2 separate regions of the Homo sapiens genome follow, and region 2 is linked to region 1. A link is a loop called in an ENCODE intact Hi-C map of the cell type or tissue named here. Cell type or tissue: pancreas. All regions are shown on one strand. Links, peaks and the distances in the headings refer to the core of each region. The heading gives the core; the rest is flanking DNA. Region 1 overlaps AATK (apoptosis associated tyrosine kinase). Region 2 holds the start of FSCN2 (fascin actin-bundling protein 2, retinal).

Region 1 (11,109 bases), core at 3,110-11,109:
GCTAGTGCCTTGGGGTGGAGGTTGGAGGCCTGTGAGGGGCTGGAGGATGTGGAGAGAAGACAAGGGATTGGAGGTTGGGTTTCCTCAGGGGGCTGGGGTGTGAGGGTGGGGGAAGGGGTTAGGTTTCCCACAGGCCGGGGAGGGCAGGAGGCAGGACCGCATGGGGAACTAGCCTCAGCTGTGTGTGGTTGGGAAACTCCAGGGCAGTCCGATGGAGGTGTTGGGTGTGGGCGGTGGCCACTGGGCCTGGTGACGGGGCTGGAGGCTGTGGTGGTGGGTGATGTGCTGGGGTCAGGGAAGGGAACCTGCACCAGCTCAGGGGAGGAGGGTCCAGCCCGGGATGGGTGGGCTGCGGACAATGGAGGGGGTGCCCAGAAGCTGGAGGAGGCTGGCGGGGCTGCCCCGGCCCCGGAATGCAGCTCTCGGGATGGCCATCCCTTTTGCTCACCAGTCATGGGACGCATTCAACCCAGAGCTCGGCCAGGGTGCTCCCAGGACAGAGCCTGGGTCGCTGCCCCATCACTGGCCTGGCCAAGGCACCTCCACCCCCGGTCTCCGTGTCTCCCTCACCTGGGGACACCTCGCCAACTGCCCAACTGGGGGCTATTCCCAAGCTCCTCACTAGCAGGGTCATCTGCTCCTTGGACACTCGGGTAGGCCCCGCTGGCTCAGAGCAGGACTGTGGACACAGGCAAGGGTGTGTGCGTGAGTGTGCGCGTGAGTGTGTGCATATGCGAATCTCCATGAGTGAGCGTGAGTGGGAGCGTGTGCATTTGTGTGTGTGCATGTGTCTGAGAGCACGTGTGTGTGTGTGTGCAAGTGTGTGCCCGTGTGTCTGTATGCTCCTTCCCTCCCTTGCCCCAGGTGTGCCGCAGGCACCTCAGGGCGTTGGTGTCCCCTCCCACACTGTATCCAGTGCCTTCCATTGGGGGAACCCCCGGGGCTCATCCCCAGGTACCTCATCCCGGAGCCATGTGTGGCTTCAAGTCCAGCCGGTCGTTCTAGAGGCTGGTACTGGTCCAGCGGACGTTCCCTGTGAGCTGGCCTGGGCTGTGGTCTTGAGCAGGAAGGGTCCCTGTGGACGGGGGTGGGCTCCTCCAAGGACCACATCAGGCGCTTTGCAAGATGCCGGGGGTGTTGGGACAGCATGTCAGGGTGGAGGAGCAAGTGGGAGGCTGAGCGTGGTGGGGGCAGCAGAGAGTGGACGGAGACCCCAGGGCAGGTGGCCATTCTGCGTCCAGCGCGGCTCTGTAAGGGCAGCAGTGATGGGATCAGGTTTGAGTGATAATCAAATACAATCATACATCGTCTGATTCTAAATGCAGTGCATGCTTGTTGTAGAAAACGTGCAAGTACAGGATGCAACCAGCTGGATTTCTACCTCCCAAGACAAACTCTTCACGCTTTGGGGTATTTTTTCCCAGCTTTCTTCTGTTCTTTTTTTTTTTTTTTTTTTTTTTTTGACAAAGTTGTGATCAGGATTTGTAAATAGTTATATGTCCTGCTTGTTTCTACCCTTACTGAGGGTAGAAGGAAGAGAACCAAACGGCGCATGGTGACCGTGTGTAATTTCACTAATTCTAACATCTGTATATGAGACGTCAAAGCTCATCAAATATGTATATGCACATCTGTCTATACACCAGGCCCTACAGTCACGATGACACGTTTCCCTCATGCCCTGGTCCTGGGAGTCCTGCACGTCCTGCTTCTTTTCCTTAGCATAACGTCATTGATATCTTCCCGTTTGTTTAAAACACCTTCTTTTCTTTGAGACAGGGTCTTGCTCCATCACCCAGGCTCGAGTGCAGTGGCATGACCTCAGCTCACTGCAACCTCCACACCTGGGCTTAAGCGATCCTCCGACCTCAGCCTCCGGAGTAGCTGGGACCACAGGTGTGTGCCACTATGCCTGGCTAATTTTATTTATTTATTTTTTAAATGGGGTTTCGCCATGCTGGCCAGGCTAGTCTCAAACTCTTAAGTTCAAGCAATCCGCCAGTCTTGGCATCCTGGGATTACAGATGTTAGCCACCTTACCAGGCCTAAAACATAGTCTTAAATTCACTTTTTATGGCTTATTTTGCAGATATACCATTGTTTTTATTTCATCATTCTTTCACTGTTGAACATTTAGGCTCTTTTTTACTTTTTTTTTTTTTTTTTGAGATGGAGTCTCGCTCTGTCACCCAGGCTGGAGTGCAGTGGTGAGATCTCAGCTCACTGCAACCTCTGCCTTCCGGGTTCAAGCGATTCTCCTGCCTCAGCCTCCCGAGTAGCTGGGACTACAGGTACCTGCCACCACGCCTGGCTAATTTTTGTATTTTTAGTAGAGACAAGGTTTCACCGTGTTAGCCAGGATGGTCTCGATCTCCCGACTTCGTGATCTGTCTGCCTCGGCCTCCCAGAGTGCTGAGATTACAGGCGGGAGCCACCAGGCCTGGCCTCTTTTTTGCTCTTATAAATACCACTGCAATGAACATCTTTGTGCAAATAGCTTTTTCCGTCTGCGGCGTTCACTTTCTCATTCCTTACTTTATTTTTATTCTGGATGCGTGTGCCCTCTAGGTTATTTTCTTAGTGTAAATTTCCAGACATGGAATTACTTGGCTGGAGAGAAGGCAGGTCCACAGGCTGTTCTGATTTAACATCCACCAAACGGCCTGGGCAGCCGGTTCTGATTTACTGGCTTCTACAAACTCCCGCTGTCTGGAAACTGGACATGTTATAATTTTGCATTTCTTTATGATCAAGGCTGAACATTTTCTCACGGATTGGGCAGTTTGGTTTTTTGTTGTTATTTGTTTTGAGACAGCGTCTTGCTCTGTCATCCAGGCTGGAGTGCAGTGGTGCGATCTGGGCGGCTCACTACAACCTCTACCTCTTGGGTTCAAGCCATTCTCCTGCCTCAGCCTCCCGAGTAGCTGGGACTACAGGCACCTGCCACCATGCCCGGCTAATTTTTGTATTTTTAGTAGAGACAAGGTTTCGCCATGTTGGCCAGGCTGGTCTCAAACTCCTGACCTCAAGTGATCCACCCACCTCGGCCTCCCAAAGTGCTGGGATTATAGGTGTGAGCCACCGTGCCCTGCCGGGTTGGGCAATTTGTATTTCCTCATTTGTGAGCTGACTTCACGTAGTTTGCTTGTTTGTGGTTTTTGTTTTTGGGACAGGGTCTCTCTCTGTCACCCAGGCTGCGGTCCAGTGGCTCAATCTTGGCTCACTGCAACCTCCGCCTCCTGGGCTCAAGTGATCCTCCCACCTCGGCCTCCTGAGTAGCTGGGACCACAGGTGTGCATCACCACGCCCAGCTAATTTTTTCTTTTTTTTTTTTTTTTAATATGGAGTCTCGCTCTCTTGCCTAGGCTGGAGTACAATGGTGTGATCTTGGCTCACTGCAACCTCCACCTCCTGAGTTCAAGTCATTCTCCTGCCTCAGCCTCCCAAGTAGCTGGGATTACAGGTGTCCGCCACCACGCCCGGCCAATTTTTGTATTTTTTTGTAGAGAAGAGATTTGGCCATGTTGCCCAGGCTGGTCTCGAACTCCTCACCTCGAGTGATCCGCCTGCCTCGGCCTCCCAAAGTGCTGGGATTGTGGGTGTGAGCCACCGCGCTCAGTCTTGTTTATGTTTGGGGTCTTAACGTATTTGTTATTTTTTACTGATTGTGTGCTCTGTGTAGTCATGACATCAGCTCTTCGACATATTTTCTGTAAATTGCTTTTTTCGGTTCGCTGTGTGCCTTTAATTTGAGGGCTTTTATCGAACACCCTTTTTTTTTTTTTTTTTTTTTGAGATGGAGTTTTGCTCTCGTTGCCAAGGCTGGAGTGCAATGGCACGATTTCCGCTCACTGCAACCTCCGCCTCCCAGGTTCAAGCAATTCTCCTGTCTCAGCCTCCCGAGTAGCTAGGATTACAGAAGCATGCCACCACGCCTGGCTAATTTGTGTATTTTTAGTAGAGACGGGGTTTCATCATATTGGTCAGGCTGGCCTCAAAGTCCTGACCTCAGGTGATCTGCCCACCTCAGCCTCCCAAAGTGCTGGGATTACAGGCGTGAGCCACTGTGCCCAGCCGGAACAGACATTTTTACGGAGCCAAAGCCTTCAATATTTTCTTTTGCGATCCCTTCCATTGCTTTTAGCTTACAAATCCTTCTCCATTCAGAAATCTAATATTTACCTATTTTCTTTTAAGATGCTGTAATCTATCTTAGAATCATTTAATCTGAAGTTATGCAGTCAGGCTATTTTTTTCTTTTTTCTTTTTCTTTTTCTTTTTTTTTTTTTTTTGATGGAGTCTCACTCTATCGATAGCCCAGGCAGGAGTACAGTGGCACAATCTTGACTCACTGCATTTTCCACCTTGGGAGTTCAAGCGATTTTCCCGCCTCAGCCTCCTGAGTAGCTGGGATTACAGGCACCTGCCACCACACCTGGCTAATTTGTGTGTTTTTAGTAGAGGCGGAGTTTCACCATGTTGGCCAGGATGGTCTCGAACTCCTGACCTCAAGTGATCCACTCACCTCGGCCTCCCAAAGTGTTGGGATTACAGGCGTGAGCCACCGCGCCCGGCCTGAAGTCAGGCTTTTCATGGAGTGTGGAATCCTCTGCGTGGCCAGGCCCAGATTTTGGTGGGTTTGTGCCCCAGCACTGTGAGGTTCTAATTATTGTAGCTTTTGACGCTGGAAGGGCAGATTTCCTGTCTGTGCTTTCTTTTTCCACGCTGTTAGCTTCTTTCACCCGGGAGCTTCATCTAAGGCAGTGTCTTTAATGGGCACCAGCACGCTGGACTTCGTAGCTTGTGATTCACAGGAGCGAGCTGGGCTCTCAGACTCTGCCACACTCTCCGGTGTGGATTTGATGAAGACAGAAGCTTTAGTAACAGTGAAGGCGAACTCCTCCCACGCTGGAAATGTGAATGGCCGGGGGTGCGGCACTGAGAGTGGGTGGGCGGCTCTCAAGGGAGCCCTGTGGGCTCCTGCGGGCCCCCTGCCCGGCCCCCTTGCCCCTCCATTGTCCCAGCTGCAGCGGCCCCGCCTGGGGGTGCCTCCAGGGGCCACTGTGTCCTCTCGGCCACCCACAGGCCTGCTCTTCCCTGATGATGTGGCCACCCTCTCCCCAGGGTCCTGGCTACCTTGCCCCAGGTGTGAACACCCGACCAGCACAGAGCGATGGGGAGGGCAGTGTGGGGCTGGGACAAGGGGCCTTGACCTTTACCCCCAGGCTCCTATCTGCAGCTTTGCTGATCCTGATCCATTTGTTTGTGTGATTTGGGGACATTTTGGGGGCATTTTTGGGAGGTGTGGGCCAGGCTGGGTCTGTGCAAGAGACGCTGGCTGTTGGTGCCACAAAAGGTGAAAGAGGCTGCCTCGGGGAGGGGAGTGAGCCCCAAGTTCCTGGAGGGGTGCACTTAGCCACTTAGCAGGAAGCTTCCTGAAGGGCCGAGCGGGGACAGGGGTGGGGGCAGAGAGCCACACCTTATGTGCTGGCCACCCTGGCCACCCGTCCCTGCAGGAAGGCAGCTTGGGTGGAGGAAGCATGCAGGGGCAACCCTGGGCACCGTGCTCACCCTGGGTGCACCTGCTGTTGTGGGGGGAATGGCTGGGAGCCTTGGAACCTCAGACTGAGCTAGCATGTGGGGGTCACGCCCGCACCCACGGGGCATGCATGCCAGGCACACCCGACGGGTGAGCAGAGCCTGGAGCCCCGGGCAGGCAGGGCCCAAGGTTCCAGAAGAGGCAGTGTGGGTGGAGAGAGTGGAGGCCTCGCCTTACCCCGTGGGGATCACACCCCATGGCCACCCACCGTGGGGCCCCTGGACTCCACACAGTCCTGGCCTCATCAGGGGTGGGGATTGCTAACTGTGGGGCGACGTGCTGAGGAGAGAGGCTGTGAAGCCAGAGGGGTCGAGGAGGCTGGAGGACCAGGTGTGGCCACGGGAGGCGGGGCTGCATGGCTGGGGGAATTGGGGCTGCGTGGACACGGGGGGTGGGGGCTGCATGGCTGGGGGAAGTGAGGCTGCGTGGACACGGGAGGCAGGGGCTGCGTGGACACAAGGGGTGGGGGCTGCATGGCCCCAGGCAGAGCTGGATGGGGTTGAGGGGAAGTGCATTTGGACCCAACACAGAAAACTTACTAGCTCTTGGCTTTGACCAGGGCCACCCTGTGCTGCAGTGAGCACCCGGTCCTAGGGACAGCCCTGTAGAAGCTGGGCCAGGTCAGGTGACGTGTCCTGGGACTCCAGGGTCCCGCACAGGCTGCCTGGGACCTGGGGCTGCTGCAGGCGGCTTCCGCCTGGGACGTGTGCACGTTGCGGGGGTGGGGGCTCATCGAGCCAGGTGTGGCCAAGGGCTTGGGCTGTGGGGCCACTCTCAGGCTCAGCCAGGCCACTCTCGGAACTCTCCCGTGGCCTTCGAGGGAAGGCCGTGTGCCGGCAACGCTGCGGACGGCAGCACCCCAAGCTGGGATCCCCCAGCTCTGTGCTGAGTAGGCGCCATCCTGGACCACGCCTGTGTTTTGAGCTCAGGCCACGCTGTGCCTGGAGCTGGCCTCCCTGTTCCTCTGTGTGTGGCCCAGAGTCCCAGGAGCCTCCTGTCCTTTCCACTGCGTGTGTAAAATGGCTGAGAGTGCCACCTGGTGGGCGTGAGGGTCACGCCGATGATGCGTCCACACCTCCGTGGATAGGGTGGTTACAAGTCAAGTGGACTTTGGGGGACGGGGACAGGGAGGCTGGCTGGCTGGGGCGGGGGTGGGGCTGGGTCCTTACTGCTCAGGGAGGCTCACAGGTGAGAAGCCACTCCCAGGAGGGTGGGACTGACTCAAAGCCGGCAGCCTGTTGTGGGGGTGTCTCCACCCCAAGCACCTCCTTCTCTTCCCTGCTCTTGGTCCCCTGCCAGCTCCCTGTGGCTGGCTCTGCCTCTTCCCACCCCAACCTCTCAGCAGAGCCAATGCTCCAGAGCTGGACAATGGCCAAATAGACATTAACTTTGAAACTGGAGGCCAAGGCGGGAGGATTGATTGAACCCAGGAGTTTGAGACCAGCCTGGACAACATAGTGAGACCTGTCTCTACAAAAAAATGTAAAAATTAGCGGGTGTGGTGGTGCAAGGCTGTGGTCTCAGCTACTTGGGAGGCTAAGGTGGGAGGATTATTTGAGCCCAGGAGTTTGAGGCTGCCATGAGCCGTGATTGCACCACTGCGCTCCAGCCTGGGTGACAGAGCAAGATTCTGTCTCAAAAAAAAAAAGAAAAGAAAAAAGAAAAAAAAGAGCGGGCCTGGTAGCTCATGCCTGTAATCCCAGCATTTTGGGAGGCCAAGGTGGGTGGATCACCTGAAGTCAGGAGTTTGAGACCAGCCTGGCTAACATAGTGAAACCCCATTTCTACTAAAAATACAAAAATTAGCCGAGGGTGATGGTGGCAGGTGCCTGTAATCCCAGCTACTTGGGGGGCTGAGGTGGGAGAATCACTTGAACTGGGGAGGTGGAGGTTGCAGTGAGCTGAGATCATGCCACTGCACTCTAGCCTGGGTGACAGAGTGAGACTCTATCAAGGAAGGAAGGAAGGAAGGAAAGGAAGGAAGGAAGGAAGGAAGGAAGGAAGGAAGGAGAGGGAGAAAGAGAGAGAAAAAAGAAAGAAAGAAAAAAAGTAAGTAACTGCTGGCACTAGAGGCCTCTAGGGTTAGCCTGGGCAGAGTCCTTGAAGCTGACCTGGACCTGCCCCCAGCGCGTCCAGCCACGTGTGCACAGCAGATGTACCCTCACCACCCCACCTTGGGACCAGCTGGTGCCAGGCCTGAGCCACTGCATCTGAGCATGTCTTTGAGGACTGATGGCGGCCCTCTGGGGACCTGCCCAGCCACCAAGCTTTCCATGGCACCCCCACCCTTGCTGGGCCTGTCTTGTGTCCCAGGAGGCACAGGGGTTGGGGGCAGACACCACAGAGGCTTTGCTGGGGAGCCCCTTGGAAGGGCTGTTGCATGAGTTTCCTGTGGCCACTGATTACAGATTTCATGGAGTCTATTATCGTAGGTTCTGGAAGTCAGAAATTGAAAGTCACTTACTTTCTTTTCTTTTGGGGGGGACAGAGTCTCTGTCGCCCAGACTGGAGTGCAGTGGCTCAATCTCAGCTCACCGCAACCTCCGTCTCCTGGGTTCCAGCAATTCTCCTGCCTCAGCCTCCCAGGTAGCTGGGATTACAGGCACACGCCACCATGCCCGGCTAGTTTTTTGTATTTTTAGTAGAGACGGGATTTCACCACGTTGGCCAGGCTGGTCTTGAACTCCTAACCTCAGGTGGTCCATCCATCTTGGCCTCCCAAGTGGTGGGATTACAGGTGTGAGCCACCGCGCCCGGCCGAAAGTCACTTTCATGGGCTATAGTCAATGTGGTGGAGGCTGGGCTCTGGGGAGAGTCCACCCCTGGCCTTTCCAGCCCCTTGCATCCACGGCTCCTAGCCCCCACGGCCCCACGGCTCACGGTCCCCATGGTCCCCACGGTCCCCACGGCTCATGGGCCCCACGGCTTACGGCCCCACAGTTCACAGTCCCCACGGCCCCACGGCTCACGGTCCCCACGGCTCACGGCCCCATGGTCCCACGGTCCCACGGCCCCACGGCCCCACGGCTCACAGCTCACGGTCCCCACGGCCCCACGGCTCACGGCCCCACAGCCCCACGGCTCACGGCCCCACGGTCTCCCGGCCCCACGGCTCACAGCCCCACGGTCTCACGGCCCCACGGTCTCACCGCCCCACAGCCCCACGGCTCACGGCCCCACGGTCTCCCGGCCCCACGGCTCACAGCCCCACGGTCTCACCGCCCCACAGCTCAACGGCCCCACGGCCCCATGGTCCCCACGGCCCCACGGTCCCCCGGCCCCACGGTCTCTGATTCTGCAGTCACTTCTCTCATCTCCAGTTCCTGCCTCCCTCATCCAAAGACCCTCGGGATGACCCTGGCTTGCCTGGCAATCCGGGCTAATGGCCCCGCCTCACGTCCTTACCTAAATCCCGCCTGCAAAGCTCCTTTTGCCATGCAAGGCACCCAGAGTCTCAAGTTTCGAGGATCGGGAGGTGGACAGCTCTGGGAGCCGTTGTTCTGCATACACCAGGTGCCCCCTTACCAAATCTGGGGCAATTTGAGAATCAAACTAAACAATTACAGTAACACATTACAGCTCATTGGAATGAAAAGGAGTGCCTAAGTGTGACGTAAATAAATGGGAATGATAGTGTCTTGAGCACTGATACGAAAAAAGCAAGTGGGGGTGAAGGCCCTGCCTTCCCTCACGGCAGAGTGCACACCAGGAGACGCAGCAGGAACAGTAGAAACAGTCACCAGCCAGGCCCGGTGGCACGTGCCTGTCACACCCATCATCCCAGCTACCCGGGAGGCTGGGCGGGGAGGACTGCTTGAGGCCAGGAGTTCCAGGCTGCAGTGAGCTGTGATCACCCCACTGCATTCCCATCTGGACAACACAGACCCCATCTCTAAAACAAAAAGAAATAGAGTCATCCTTTGGGGGTCCTGAGGGTGGCTGATTCAGGGCCAGTGGACAAGGCTGGTGGACAGAGGACTCATGGGCTGTGACAGTCCTGGTGCATTTTACCCACCATGGGTGAGGCCCTGGTTCCTTGTGTGGACAGTGGCCTAAGAAGCCACAGCCTGGACACGTGTGTGCATGCTGGTGTCACGGTGTATCCACTGCAGGCTCACATAGGCACCCTCCAGCCCAGTTGCAGAGGAGGCAGAACTGCCCCCATTCTCACCATGGCCAGGGGCACAGCCTCAGCAGCGCAGTGGAGGGCTGGGGCATCAGCAGGGGTCACCAGGGTTGGAGGGTGTGCTTTGAAGTGACCTTTCAGTGCAGCTACTTGGGCTCTCATAAGGCCTGCGGGAGGACCAGGGACCGCGGTATGGCCAGGCCAGGCTTGGAAGAGCCTGGGGGCCGCGCAGCATGTGTGGCAGCAGAGGGCCGGGCTTGGAAGAGCCTGGGGGACACCATGCAGCTTGTGTGGTAGCAGAGGGTTGAACAGTGGGATGCTGGTTTAAATGGGCTTTCAAGAAGTTTCAGAAACAAAGCCGTGTGCAACTTGTGTCTTCCTGGGCACGGGTTTCTGGGCTGAGGTCCCAGGTACCCCTTCTCGTATTTGGGAAGAGTGCGGCATTAATGAGAGGGACAGGCAAGCAGACCCTACAGAGGCCTCCCCACCTGCTAGTGGGGGCTGGTCCCAAGGAGATAAGTGGGGCCTCCCACGTGGCTTGTGGAGGGGCAGGCATGGCATCTGGAGCAGGGCAGTGGAGCTGGCAGAGCCAGGCCACCCTTTGGGTGTGCTTGTGACATCACTGAGCCTCAGTTTTCGTACTTGTAAAGTGAGGATGATGATACCTACTGAGCAGGCCAGTAGTGGGGACTGAGCCAGGGGATGTGTGTGCACATGTGTGCATTCATGTGTGTGCATGTTTGCATGTGCGGGTGTGTGTGCCTGTGGGTGTGCACACGTGTGGGTGTGTGGGGTGCGTGCATGCGTGTGTACGCACGTGTGGGTGTGGGTGCGCGCGCACGTGTGGGGGGTGTGCATGTGTGTGTGCCTACACGTGTGGTATCTGTCTACGCATGTGTGGTTATATGTGTGTGCGTGTATGGGTATGTGTGCACATGTGTGCGTGTTATCTGCACGCGTGGGGGTGTGTGTGCGCTCACGTGGGTGTGCACGCGCAAGTGGGTATTGTGTGCACATGGGTGTGTGCGTGCATGTGGGTGTGCATGCGCGTGTTGGTATCTGTGTGCGCGCATGTGTGGGTTTGCGCGTGTGGGTATCTGCGTGCTTGGGTGTGTGTGGGTGGGTGTGCATGTATGGATATGTGTGTGGGTATGTGTGGATGTGTGGATATGTGTGTGGGTATGTGTGTGTGTTGTGCGTGTGGGTGTGCACGTGTGTGGGTATGTGCGTGTGGGGGTATGTGTGCACGTGTGTGCACGCGAACGTGTATGTGCACGTGTGTGGGTGCATTGTGTCTGCACGAGGGTGTGTGTGCATGCATGTGTGCATGTGGGTGGGTGTGTGTGCACATGCATCTGTGGGTGTGTTTGCATGTGTATGGGTA
Region 2 (13,965 bases), core at 1-8,000, 400 kb before region 1:
CTGCAGCCCACACTGGGCTGGGCTGCGTGAATGAGTGAATGGCCAGGCCAGGGTCTCTGCACAAGACGCCGAGGCAGCTCCCTGGCTGGTCTGTTCTCCTGAGCGGCCTTCAGGCCTGAAGCCCAGGATGGGAGAAGGGGGCGGTAGGCAGGTCTGGATCTGCACAGAGTGTGGCTCTTGGGGACAGGGAAGATCCCAGCGATGGAGAGAAAAGAACCAAACGAGTTCGCTTCCAAGAAACTGTCAGGCCAGGGGCTCTGTGCCCTGCCGCTCTGGAGGGCAGGAAGTCGAGATGAACAGCAAGGTGGAAAACAGCAAAGCGCTGGGGTGGGGAGGGGTGCCAGGCAGGGAGGCAGCACCAGGCAGCTCGAGGGAGAGGGTCACCCTGCTCCAAGGGGTGTGGGGGCAGGTGCTGGGGCACACCCTCTCCAGCATGTCTCCTGTGTCCCCCAGACGATGGTGACAGAGCAGGCCACCCAGGGCTCCAGCGCTCCTGATCTCCGTGTGCAGTACCTCCGCCAGATCCACGCCAACCACGAGGTGAGCACCCGGTTCCCCGGGCAGTCCCCTTCCCCTGGGTAGCCAGGAGCGCCCATCGCCAGGCCCCCCTCTAGTCACTCGGGGTCCGCAGAGTCCTCACAGCGCATGGGCTTCGCTCCCATGGGCCTGGGGCAAAGTCCGAGCGGCCATGGCTCTTCCTGCCCCTCATCCTACTTGAGGGGCTGGGTGTCCGGGCCAGGCTGCGTGTCCCATGTTTTAAGGTTCCGGATGAGTGTTCTTCCTCGGACCACCTGCCACTTCCCAAGTAGGGTCCTGCGAGTGGTGGGTCCCCCAGAGGTACCCAGTGACATCCCCAGGGCCAGGTGGGGGGCCTGAGCTGTGTCTGCTTCACCTGCAGACACTGCTGCGGGAGGTGCAGACCCTGCGCGACCGGCTCTGCACGGAGGATGAGGCCAGCTCCTGTGCCACCGCCCAGAGGCTGCTACAGGTGTACCGGCAGCTGCGCCACCCCAGCCTCATCCTGCTGTGACCAGGCGGGCCTGCCCCTGGGCTCTGGCCACGCTTCCAGCCTCTGTCACAGCCCCCCCAGGCCTCATGGGTTAGAGGGAAACCGAGCTGGCCTGGCCAGAGCCGTCAGGGAAGGTAGGACCTGGCCACGTAGGAGCAGAACGCTCATGAAAGTGCTTGGAGGCCGTGGAGCACAAAGCAGATTCTGATTGGGAGCAACCGAGGCGGGCTCTGAACCTGGCCGGTCCAGCTTCGCGTCCTCTGCTGGTGTCTCTCCTTCTCTGACCGCGGCCGCAGCCCCTGCACTCGCCTTCCTCACTGCTGGGCAGCCTTCCCACCACCGCAGCAGCCCCTGAGGCCAGGAGGCAGTGCAGGGCATTCTGGACCCGGAGGGCCAGAGAAACAGGATTTCTGGGGTTTGGACTTGGGGTGAGTTTGTAACTGTTGCTGCCACACCACCAGGAGCACCGGCTGCCCCTCTGGGTGGCACTACCAGGTGCCCCACGGTACCCTTGTCACACTGTTCACACCTGCCCGGCTGCCCACTCTGGGACCCCGAGGTAGGAGGGTGCTCCCTGAGACCAAAGCACAAAACAGCATGCAGGGAGCTCCTGCAAGTGCCCGTGGTCTCGTGCCACACCAAGGAAGGGCCAGCGGGTGGCCTGTGGCCGGAATGCTCAACAACTAGGTGCCTCCAGCCGGGGCAGTACCCAGCACTGTGCACTATTTTCAGGGCCACTCAGGGTGGCGCTGTGGCCCGGGGGGGGGCCCTGAGCCCCAGCCCCCAGCCTCCTCCCTCAGCCTGGGCTACGGCCCACCTCCTGGTGCTGGTGTTTTCATCTGGGGAGGGTGCTCGCGCCGCTCCCGCTGCAGGCACTGTCCGCGATGAGTGCGGGTAGGAGCCGTGAGGTGCTTCTCTGCTGTGACAAACGACCCTGTCTGTCCGTGAACCTTCAGGCCTCGGCTGTTTTCTCTCACCCCTTCCCACCCTCTCTCACTGGGCTCCTTCCAGAGCCCTGGCGCTGCTTGGGAGCCCTCACCACCGGGGTGGCCTCTGAGGAAGACGCGTCCCTGTGACCCAGTTACCCCTGAGGAGGGCTCTGCTGCAAGGGGGTGTCTGGGAGGCCTGGGGCCCCTGCCTGGCTCTCCCCTGCGTTCCTCTCTGTGGAGTGGGAGGGGCCTGTGGGGTGCTCCTAGTCAGGGTTTGTCTCCCTCAGTGGTTGCCACATCTAAGGGAGCACGGCCGCCCTGATGACACTCCAAACCCGGCCTCTTCAGCGGGTGGAGACAGTCCAAACCCAGCATTTTCAGTGGGTGGTGACACTCCAAACCCAGCCTTTTCAATGGGGCCATGGCCCCGTGCTTGCTGGGAGAGCTGGGGCCAAGCGAGCCACCCACCGAGGCAGGCCTGCACCCCTTAACGGTCCCATCCCTGCTGTGCTCCAGGGCTGTCCTCTGCCACCCGTGGGCAGGAGCTTCTGGCTCTGACCTTTGTACAGCGCTTGTGCCCGTGTCTTGCTCTGAGCATCAGGGCTCGGAGAGTGAGGGGCTAGACCAGCCCGTGGGGACTCCCAAGAAGGCCCTAGATGAGCGGGCGGAGGACTGTGCAGGGTCTGTGTTCACACGCCTGGGGGAGGGGTGTGTGTCCAGGGCTGTGCCAGCCCCTCACTCGCCATCACAGGCCACAGGGATCCCAGAGCTGACAGATCTGGGTCGCCTGCAGGACTCATCTCCCCACCCTCAGCTGGATGCCAGCAGGTCTCAGGAGGCTGGGAGCCTGAGGGGCCTTCCACGGGGCTGCTGTCTGTGCAGAGCAGTGGCACCATCCAACCCTGTCAGCCTCAGCTGTGCAGGGGGTGTGGGGGCACCACTGTGGCTTGTGAAAGAGCAGACACAGGGATGAGCCGCACTGGTGTCCCCACACCCCCGGGCACACACTGGGGGTTTAGATAGCTTGCTGTCCTTGGCACTGCAGCCTCCTGAACTAAGGCGGTGCTGGCCACCAGGGCTGAGACGGCGTCCCCAGCTGTCCTGACCTCTGTTGGGGCATTCTCCAGGGCCACCCATGTGGAGGCATCAGTGCTGGTGTGTTTACAAATGTTCATGCCCACCTGCCAGCCTGAGATCCTGCTGTGGGGACGCCTAGTTCAAGACGCCATGTGGTCCCCCCGAAAAGAAAGCTGCGACGCAGACCCTGAGGGGCCAAGAGAGCAGGTCACGTGGAACAAAAAGGAGATCTACAGCGGCAGGAAAGGAGGGACCACAGTGGGCAGTCCCCAGCCCCGCTGTGCCGCCAGAGTGTACAGGGACTGGGCGAAATGTACCCAACTCACATGCACCTCCAAGGAACCTGCTCTCAACACTCGGCATTTGAGGAGGGCTTGGCCTCAGAGGCAGGTGGCAGGTCCACAATCAGCTTCTCGGGGAGCCTGCGGACCACGGTGTGGCCGGGCCCTGTCGCCCATCCTGGGCCTCCCTGCCCTCACCTCTTCAGTGCACACCTCCTGGGCTCTCAGCACCTGAGCTCTCACTACGTGAGGCCCTTCCCCGGTGGCAGGGGCGGCCTCTCGACCTTTCCAGCTTCCTCCACCTGCTCCAACTCCGATCCTGGCTTGACACCGTAGCCTTGCATGACCCTCAACCCAGCTCACACGTGGGGTGAGAGCAGCTGTTCTTCCCCCTCCTCCTAGGAGCATGTGCTAGACGCCACCTGGCAGCTGCTGGCAGCTGTCTCTGCATGGAGTAGCACCTGCCTCAGCAGCAGCAGTGGGCCCCCCGCTTCCAGGCCCAGCCATTATTCCGTTCCAAAGGGTTTCTTTGACCTCCCACCCCACCCTCCGCTTCCTAGCCTCTGCCTCCCGCCGTGCCCCAGGCTGTGGATGTGGACGGAAGTGGGGGTTCCCGCAGTGGCAGGCCAAGTTCACGTCAGGCAGGGCAGTGCAGGGAGACAGACCCTCTCCGAGGCTCTGCTGAGCGGGGAGCCTGGAGGTGCTGAGTGCCAGCCACTGCGGTTCCACCTGGTGCCCCCAGTCCCGCCCCAGCCACAGACTCCACCTCACCTTGGCTGCCACCAGGGGACACTGCAGGCTGCAGGGACAGCCCGAGCTCCAGGGTCACTGCCGTTCCCTGCCAACTTGGACCAGGTGGCACCTGGTCCTCCAAGGGTTAACTCGGACCCGCCTTGCCCACGTGGCTCGGGGAGTTCCAGCCTCTTACCATGGAAACCTGCCCTTCTTTGTCCCTAAGGCTGGTGGGCTTAGTGGAGGGGCATCCCAGCCAGTTCCTCCCCTTGCTGGCCGTGCTGGTCCCACCTCCCCAGGACTGGCTCTCCCCCACCCTCTGCCACTCGCCTGGCCTTGAGCAGTGCACAAGGAAGGACGAGCACCGCAGGGGCTGCCGGGGGCTAGGGAGGGTTGAGGACCTAGGTTGGGGAGGGGCGGTGTCCAGTGAGGTCATCTGTGGTCGGTGTTGGTGGCCTCAACCCGCGCAGGCTCAGTCCCCCACCCACCCCCAGTCCCCGTCCTCCCCATGTCCTTGAGACCTCCCCTCCAGCGGCCTGGGTCACCCGGCCCATCCACAAGACCACCTCCCAGACGGGAGTCCCTGGGCACTGGGAAGTTCTGGGCTCTCTCTGGTTTGGGGAGAATTGTGGGCCTCCTCCACCTCCAGCTGCAGGACCCCCAAGCGGCGCCCCGGGGCCCACCCACAGCTGCGGGAGAGACACGGTTTTAATGCGCGACAGGCTGGTCTGGGCGCGGCCTCAGTACTCCCAAAGCGCGGTCCCGGCCGGGGCGTCGGCATCGGCCCGCAGCAGGCCCGAGGCGCCGCCGCGCAGGTACTTGCCGCTCCGGGCGCGGATGGCCAGGCGGCCGCGCTCACGGAACTCGAAGACGAAGTCCTCGGCGCGTTCGCCGTCGCTGCACACGCTGCCGTGGCTGCCCGTGTACCAGAACCCTCCGTCGCGGCCTGGGGGACGGGACGGCGTCGGCGGGGGTGCCCACCTGCCCGCTGCCACCCCCGCTCCCGCGTGCCCACCCGCCCCGCCACGCACCTCGGATCCGGTAGGCGCCGTCGCTGAAGCTCAGGTGGAAGACGTCGTAGACGGAGCGGTTGGTGTCCAGCTGGTTGGAGCCGCGGTGGTGGCAGACGAAGCCGTCCAGGCCGCGCAGCACCAGGATGGGCCGGTTGATGAGCTTGAGGGTGAACTCTTCGTCCTTGCCTGGCGGGGAGAGCGTCTGCTGCGCTGCCCCTCCCGCCACCTTCCCTGTCCAGGCCGGGCGGGGTGGGGGCCCTGGGAAACGCCACACCTGGACTTAGGGACCCAGGCCTGCCATTGCCTCATGTGCGGCCTTGGCAAGGCGCCTAGGGGGTTCCCAGCAGCGGAGATAAGGACATTCAGACCTGTTTCCCTTGCCAAGACGAGTTATCTTGACTAGCAAGTATGACTCCATGACAGCACCCGTTCCGTGGGCTGGGGAGGGTCCAGCTCTTGGTGGAGATGGGGTGTCTGGGCAGGTCCTTTCCCTGGGTGGAGACAGCCCCTGCCCCAGTACCTGGCAGGCAGAGTGCTCACCGACAAAATCGCTGATAGCCGCCAGCTGCCCATTCTTCTTCATGCACACGTAGCGCCCGTTGCTGGCTTTGAGTGCTACCCGCCGGCCACGCCACTCCATCTCAAACATGGTGTTGGCAGAACTGGAGGGAGCAGCAAAAGGTCTCCTCAGGACAGCAGGAGATGGGGGTGCAGGGTCTCACTTCCCCATCCTCCTCAGGTTCCAAGGAGTGGGACAGAAGCCTGCCCTCCACTGACACACCCACCACCATCAGGCGCTACCCTGCCCCAGTGGGCTTTCCTTTCTGACTGAGCTGCTACGGCAATCCTCATGGCCGAGGCAGTGATGGTGGTGGGAGTGATGGTGCAGGTGATGGGAACGGTGGTGGGGATGGTGAAGATGGAGATGGGGATGGGGATGGAGAGGGGGATGGTGATGGAGATGGGGATGGGGATGGAGAGGGGGATGGTGATGGAGATGGGGATGGTGGAGATGGGGATGAGGATGGTGAGGGGGATGGGGATGAGGATGGTGAGGGGGATGGGGATGGGGATGTAAATGGAGATGGGGATGGTGATGGTGGGGATGGCAGAGATGGGGATGGAGATGGGGATGGTGGGGATGGAGATGGGGATGGTGGAGATGGTAATGGGGATGGTGGAGATGGGGATGGTGATGATGGTGATGGGCATGGTAGAGATAGAGATGGGGATGGTGATGGGGATGGTGGTGATGGAGATGGGGATGGTGATGATGGTGATGGAGATGGTGGAGATGGGGATGGTGGTGATGGGGATGGGGCTGGTGGTGGTGGGGGTGGTGGGGATGGAGATGGGGATGCGGATGGTGGGGATGGTGATGATGGGGATGGTGGTGATAGGGATGGTGATGATGGGGATGGGGATGGCGATGATGGTGATGGAGATGGTGGAGATGGGGATGGTGGTCATGGGGATGGGGCTGGTGGGGGTGGGGGTGGTGGGGATGGAGATGGGGATGCGGATGGTGGGGATGGTGATGATGGGGATGGTGATGGTGGGGATGGGGATGATGGAGGAGGAAGGGATGTGTGCACTCACACTTGTGTGGCTGTGGCGTGAATGCCCCCATGGGTGACCAGGGTCCAGTAGCCCCCAGTGCTGGAATAGAAGGTGCACTTCTTTGTCTCCTGGTCAATTTGCATCAGGAAGGTCTCGTGGTCTAGTTCATCATCCTGATTGGCTGAGACGTTGACCCCTGGAGGGAGGAGATGGGGAAGCCCCTCACGCCTCTCCTGGGTAGGGAGCAGGGGAGGGGGCATATTTTGGGGGGCACCCCTGAAGCCAGAGGTGGGTCTCATCTAGAACCCTCTTGACTTGAGAAGATTTGGAAGGCACCTCTCAGAGACCCTGGGAACCCTGCCCCAGGGCCATATGTGCCGTCTGTGGACCCTGCACACTGTCCCCAAGGGAGCCCTGACCTCCCTCCACACCCCCAGGAGCCAGGCCCTTCTGCTTGGCACAGCCCCCACTCTCTGCTAATCAGTAATCAGCTGGTAATCTCCTTGCCCTGCTCTCTTGACCCAGGGCTTACCCCAGCCTCTATTTATAACTCACCCTAAGCTGCTGGATGGGCACAGGCAGGACCTAATGAAGGGGATGGTGCGGATGGTGATGGGGCACCCCTGGGCTCCAGCCAGGGGCTGGTCCCTGTCACCTCTGCAGCTTTCCCCAACCATCTGTGCTTGGTCTCCCAGGACCCCTGGGGGAGGACAAGACTGCCCCGGGCTCCATCTGGGGTTCCTGCGAGGGGATGGAGGGGCACCCATGCCCAGCATGGGGACAGCAGGCACCAGAGCCTACCCAGGATCTTCTGTGAACTAAGTCCCTGGCTCCTCCCACAAACCACCTCCCTGTTTGCATGGCAGCCAGACACTGGGAGTGGTGTGTCAGATTGCGGAGCTTCCCACAAGGCCCAGGGACTCTGGTGGCCTGTCCAGCTGGGGACTGGGAGGGAGTGGTGGGCAGAGCCCCCACAGGGCCTGAGGGTGGGGCCAGATCCCATCCCACGCTGTGCCCAGGGGAGAGGATGCCAGGCTGTGACCATGCCAGACAGCTTGGGACCTTTTGCCTTCTGCCAGCCCCAAAGCTGCCCCTCACGCCCCAGGCTGGGATCTCCCTCACACTCATCACTGATCAGACGCAGAGGAGCACCCGGCATGTCCCCTGCACTGTGACCGAGTATTCGTGCCAGCATCCCCACTGCCACCAGCTCTAGATCCTGGCAAATACTGAACTAAAAGCAGCTGCCTGGGCCCAGTGGAGGGCAACACTGACACGGTACCCGGGGGCAGCAGGAGCCCGCAGGAGGGGCCCATGAGAGGTGTGGGAACGCCGTCCCTGCGGGCACTGAAGGAAGCCACAGCATCGCAGGGCTCCCCCCGCCACTGCACCTCCCAGGCCAGCACTTTGGTGTCCCCAGAGTTGCCCCACACCCCCTTCAGACAGGATGCTGTCTGGGGCTACTCATTCAGCCACCTGCTTCCGGGGACATGGCCTCAAAATAGGAGAGGAGTGGAGTCCGCCTTGGTCTGGGCAACACTGGTTTTACCCCCCTCCAGAGGGGCTAGCTGAGCAGTTGGGGGACTCAGTTCTGGCAAATGAGTGTGAAGAAGTGTCTGCTAGGACTTAGGGGAGAAGTTTTCTTACTCCTATGAAGACACAAGCAGAGCCAGTGCCTCTTTTTCCTCTGGACTTTGTCCTGCCTGGATGTGAGGCCTGGAATACCAGCAGCCACATTACTACCGTGAGGGCGTCAGGCTGAGGTCAGAGCTGACCCAGGAGAGTGGTTCGGTGAGGAGGTAAGAACGGAGGACTCCGGGGAAGCTGCTGAGCGGGTGATAGTGGCTGCCTGGGAACCCACCATGCCCAGGGCTCTCTGGACTCCCGTTTCAGGAGATGATCAGTGTCACTGCTTGAGCCAGCCTGTGGCCAGTTTTCTGTTACTGGCAGCATCAGACACTGCCTGCCATGCTGTCTGTTGGCAGAAATGAGCAGGCTCTGGCCGATGGGGGGGGATACATGCAAGCCTGGGTGCTCACTCCCCTCCCAGGGGGGAAGAGAGGGTTAGGGGCCGCCCAGCCAGGGAGATGCCTCGATGAAGGGCCTGCCATGTAGCCACTCCACAGAGGCCGGGTAGGGGTGATGCTATGGCACCACCCACGCTGCAGCTGCCTTGGAAGCCGTGAGGTTCCATGCCCCAGGACTGAGATGCCATGTCCCGCTCCCTACAGCCCTGGCCGCCAATCCAGAGCCTGAAACACCTGGTGGTTGGGTCCTCACCCTCAGCCCTGTTGAAGGCAGGGAGGCGAGTGGCTGCTGCTTCCTGCTTCTAAAGTGGGAGATGGGAGCTGGTCTTGAGTAGGGGATTCTCCCCTCAAAGGGATGATAGGGTCAGATGCAGGGTGGTTGAGGATCAAGAGACTGAAAAATGGTCCATACAGTCCCCATCCCTCCACCACTCTGTCAGCACCCCTCCATCACCACCATCACCATCATCACTGTCATCATCACCATCACCATCACTATCACCACCACCATCACTATCACTATCGCCATCACCATCACTATCATCACCATTGCCTCCATCATCACCATCACCACCATCATCACCATCACCATCATCACCATTATCATCACCATCACCATCATCACCATCACCATCACTATCATCACCACCATCACCATCACCACCATCACCATCACCACCATCACTATCATCATCATCACCATCGTCACCATTATCATCACCATCATCACCATCACTATCATCACCACCACCACCATCACCACCACCATCACCATCATCATCACCATTATCATCACCATCACCATCATCACCATCACTATCATCACCATCATCGCCATCACTATCATCACCATCACCATCACCACCATCACTATCATCATCATCACCATCACTATCATCACCATCATCGCCATCACTATCATCATCATCACCACCATCACCATCACCACCATCACTATCATCATCATCATCACCATCACCATCATCACCATTATCATCATCACCATCACTATCATCACCACCACCACCATCACCACCACCATCACCACCACCATCACCATCATCATCACCATCACCATCATCACCATCACTATCATCACCATCATCGCCATCACTATCATCACCATCATCACCATCACCATCACCACCATCACTATCATCACCATCACCATCATCACCATCATCATCACCATCACTATCATCACCACCACTACCATCACCACCACCATCACCATCATCATCACCATTATCATCACTATCACCATCACCATCATCATCACCATTATCATCACTATCACCATCACCATCATCACCATCACTATCACCATCATCGCCATCACCATCATCACCATCATCGCCATCACCACCATCACCATCACCACCATCACCACCACCACCATCACCACCACCATCATCACCATTATCATCATCACCATCATCACCATCACTATCATCACCATCATCGCCATCACTATCATCACCATCATCACCATCACCATCACCACCATCACTATCATCATCACCATCACCATCATCACCATCATCATCACCATCATCATCACCATCACTATCATCACCACCACCACCATCACCACCACCATCACCATCATCACCATTATCATCACTATCACCATCACCATCATCACCATCACTATCATCACCATCATCGCCATCACCATCATCACCACCATCGCCATCACCACCATCACCATCACCACCATCACCATCACCATCATCACCATCACCACCACCACCATCATCACCATCACCACCACCATCACCACCATCTCCATCATCACTATCACCACCACCATCACCATCACCATCATCACCATCACCACCATCACCACCACCATCATCACCATCACCATCATCACCACCACCATCACCACCACCACCATCATCACCACCACCACCATCACCATCACCACCATCACCATCACCACCGCCATCACCACCATCATCACCATCACCATCATCACCACCATCACCATTATCACCATCACCACCATCACCACCATCACCACCATCACCACCATCATCACCATCACCACCATCATCACCATCACCATCATTGTCGCTGCTGCCACCACACTGTCACCACCGTCCTCACCTCCACTTCCACGCCACCATGCACATCACACCACAATGCCACGGCCACGGCCATGACTGCCACTTTGAGTCTGCTTTCCAAGCTGTCCATATACAAATGCCTAAAGGTCTAGTGTCTTTGGCTTCCATGGAGGAAGCATTCTCACTGCCACTGTCCCACTTACCCCCTTTAACCACCTAAGGATTGCCACATGCCCGGCCTGGGCCCAGGCCAGCAGGCATTACAGCTGGACTGTGGGCTGTGATAGGAAGGAAGGGCCATGGCCGTGCATCCACAGTTGAATTCTCACTCCTGGGACCCTGTCACTGCTGGGACAGGCCCGAGGATGCCAACTGCAGGTGCAGGACCCCATAGCCATGGCTGGGCTCCCCTCTCCATGCACAGGGTGGGGCCTCTGCCATCTGGCCCCAGAGTGTCAGTGTACCCAGGGGGCCTGGACATCCGTCAGGGTGGGGGCTTGGTGGGCACCTGGGAGCTGCCAGGAGACAGGGGAGCTCTCCTTGCCCAGCTGATGCTGGTCTGGAAGGACCTGAGTTGGGAGGAGGAGCTCCATGCACCCGGCTCTCCCCACCTCGCCTTTTCAGACCACCTCCGAGCCACTCTGGGGTGCATGGAGCCAGGAGCCCAGGTGGGTAGTGACTGCCCGGGCCAGGGCTTTTCCCTCAGAGCTCAGCTTGTGGGGAAGGAGGAACTGCTGGGGTTCACCCCATAGGCGGTGGAGGGAGTCACACAGACAGGCAACTGGTGACCTGGGAACTGGGGAGAGCCAGGCCACGCCCCACTGGGGCAGGGAGGTGCCTCCCCACCAGGAGCCCAGGCCCCGGGTAAAGCTGCCTGCCCACCGTGTCCTCCATCACTGGAGCTGACCTTAAGCCCCCCCACTCCTGAGGACACGAGGCTCCACTGGTCAGGCACGTGGTGGTGCTATCCCCGCCCGATCCCCAGCTCCCTGCCCTACCCTGGGCTCCTCCCCAATTTCCTTTAAAGTCCAGAAAATGCAGCCGGGCACGGTGGCTCACGCCTGTAATCCCAGCACTTTGGGAGGCCGAGGTGGACAGATCACAAGGTCAGGAGATCAAGACCATCCTGGCTAACACAGTGAAACCCCGTCTCTTCTAAAAAATACAAAAAATTAGCCGGGCGTGGTGGCGGGCGCCTGTAGTCCCAGCTACTCGGGAGGCTGAGGCAGGAGAATGGCGTGAACCCGTGAGGCGGCGCTTGCAGTGAGCCGAGATCACGCCACTGCGCTCCAGCCTGGGTGACAGAGCGAGACTCTGTCTCAAAAAATAAATAAATAAATGAAGTCCAGAAAATGGGGTGGAGAAAAAGAAGGGGAGATATGGACCCCCCACAGCCTCCTGCCCACATGCCCCTCATGGCACCAGGCCAGGCTGTGGGCCTCCTGCCCCTGCTGGGCACTGCCCATCGCCTGGCCCACACCTCTCCAGTCTCAGACTCCGCAGCTGCCCAGGGCTTGGCTGAGACATTCTCCAGCTATGCTGAGAAAGGCCAGGAACCCTTGCCTCTGACCCTGAAGCCACCACCCCTCAGTGGGGGTCGCCTGGGCATGGCCCGAGGCCCACCCACCTACACCCTGAGTGGCCACACATGTCCCACATGGACCCCCAGCCCAGAACAGACATGTGAACGCACAGACACGATACCACTCCCCGTGAGACCCCCACGGCCTCCTCCCTGAAGCAGGGGGGTCCCAGCACCCCTCAGGAGGTCGCCACCTGTGCCCTCCCTACCTTGCCGCACAGAGACGTAGCGGTGGTTGGCAGCCACCAGCACCACCTGTGGGTGACTCTCCTCCAGATCAAAGAGCTCATCCTTGCCAGGTCGCGTGTTTCGGCCGGCCTTGAGGGTGCCTGCGGGCCCCACGGGTGCCAGGTAGTGGCCGTCGCAGTCCTTGAAGGCCAGCTTGCCCGCCTTGAACTCCAGCGTGTAGCAGGCACGGGGCTCAGGCTCCCAGACCAGACGGCCGTCGCTGCGCAGGTAGCGGCTGTCACAGGACTTGAGGCAGTACCGTCGGCTCCGGAAGATGAGGGTGAGGAGGGCGTCCACGCCCCAGGGCTTGTCTCCGTCTGCGGCCATCTCGTCCTCCCGCGGGCACAGGTGCACGTAGCGCCGCCGGCTCACGCTCAGCAGGTGGGCCTGCGGGTGGATGGCCAGGTGCACGGTCCACAGCTCGGCCGGGGAAACGGCTGTGGCGAAGCAGGACAGCTGGTCCTCGGTGCCTCCGAAGAAGCGGCCGTGCGGCTCGGACCGCAGCACCCAGCGCCCATCTGGCTGCGGCAGGACCAGGAAGCGGCAGTCACGGCCCGGCTGCTCTGCCTCACAGGCCACGCGCCCGTCCTCTTCTGCCGACAGGTAGCGGCCCAGGTGGCTGCTGCGGAGCAGCACAGCCGTGCCTTGTCCTGGGTCGGGTTCCAGCACCCAGGTCTGCTTCCTCTTGAGGCTGGGTGCCGAGGCATTGACCTTGAAGCCGAAGCTCTCAGCTGTCAGGTAGCGGTCAGTGTCGTTGACGAGGCCAAACTGGATCTTCAGCACCTGGTGCAGGCCGTTCGTCGGCATCTTCAGGCTGGCCGGGTCCCCGGAGGGGCCTGGGATGCGCCCTCTGAGTGCTCACGGCCCCCGCGGTCCCCCAGAAGCCCGGGTCGGCTCGGCTGGCCCACAGCCCCCAGACCCAGCCGGCGTCACGAACCCCCTGCCTGCTCTGACCCGCCTCTGACCCGCGGCAGCAGCCTGGGCAGCTCTTAGAGGGCCCGCGGGCAGCAGAGGGCGGGCGGGGAGGGCGGATCAGAGACGTGCGGCTTAGGAGCAGCACCTTTCATTACCCTCAGCTTGGATTTCAGCCACTCCCGGATTGCACAGAGCCCAGAGCCCGAGGGCCTGAGGGCCTACGGGGCTGGAGGGCAGGGTTGATCCCCTTTTCCTCATAGCGTGGGCCCAGCGCCCCTCTTCACGGCCCTGCACCTTTTGGCCTCTCTCGTTCCTGCCCCCCTCCTCCAACCCCGTGTGGGCTCCCGGCCCGGCCCGGCCCAGCCCTTCCGGATGTAGAAGCCGTCCAGTGGAACGCTCACGGCTCGGCCGCAACCTGATCGCCGCCCGTACCCTCGGTGGCCGCCAGGCCCTCAGCTGGATCCAGTTACTGCTTCTCTGATTCCTGCTGCCAGAAGCATAGCAAGGACCCCAGCCACAACCTGCAGCCCAGGTCGCCTC

The links. A loop is a pair of places that touch in the nucleus more often than their neighbours do. Peaks named below come from ENCODE experiments on the same cell type or tissue, not always from the same donor. Only the 100,000 strongest peaks of a DNase experiment are listed, where the experiment ranks them.
Region 2: a loop joins it to region 1, with 6 times the contacts of the local background. A loop is called at or near these places in 6 of 110 quality-filtered maps.

The regions. Positions count from the first base shown.
Region 1 is chr17:81,138,418-81,149,526 of GRCh38, reverse strand. The region is part of intron 1 of AATK (apoptosis associated tyrosine kinase); the gene reads left to right. LOC124904080 (a long non-coding RNA gene) reads right to left here and starts at 2,597. Exons shown (of 2, transcript XR_007065939.1): 1 at 959-2,597; 2 at 1-39. RefSeq lists an enhancer at 5,920-6,420 and a silencer at 6,687-6,736. In pancreas, for the core only: a CTCF peak has its summit at 6,636 (motif pointing left); a DNase peak (open chromatin) is centred at 6,611.
Region 2 is chr17:81,527,884-81,541,848 of GRCh38, reverse strand. FSCN2 (fascin actin-bundling protein 2, retinal) reads right to left here and starts at 13,472. Exons shown (of 5, transcript NM_012418.4): 1 at 12,492-13,472; 2 at 6,641-6,797; 3 at 5,582-5,703; 4 at 5,060-5,227; 5 at 4,719-4,974. The coding sequence starts at 13,317. The coding sequence ends at 4,769. It overlaps FAAP100 (FA core complex associated protein 100), which reads left to right. Exons shown (of 9, transcript NM_025161.6): 8 at 454-540; 9 at 899-1,958. The coding sequence ends at 1,030. RefSeq lists enhancers at 522-1,022, 3,379-4,350, 12,498-13,023, 13,024-13,550. In pancreas, for the core only: a CTCF peak has its summit at 4,078 (motif pointing right); DNase peaks (open chromatin) are centred at 3,648, 4,118, 4,368, 5,358 and 11 weaker places; H3K4me3 peaks cover 2,390 bases; H3K27ac peaks cover 2,422 bases.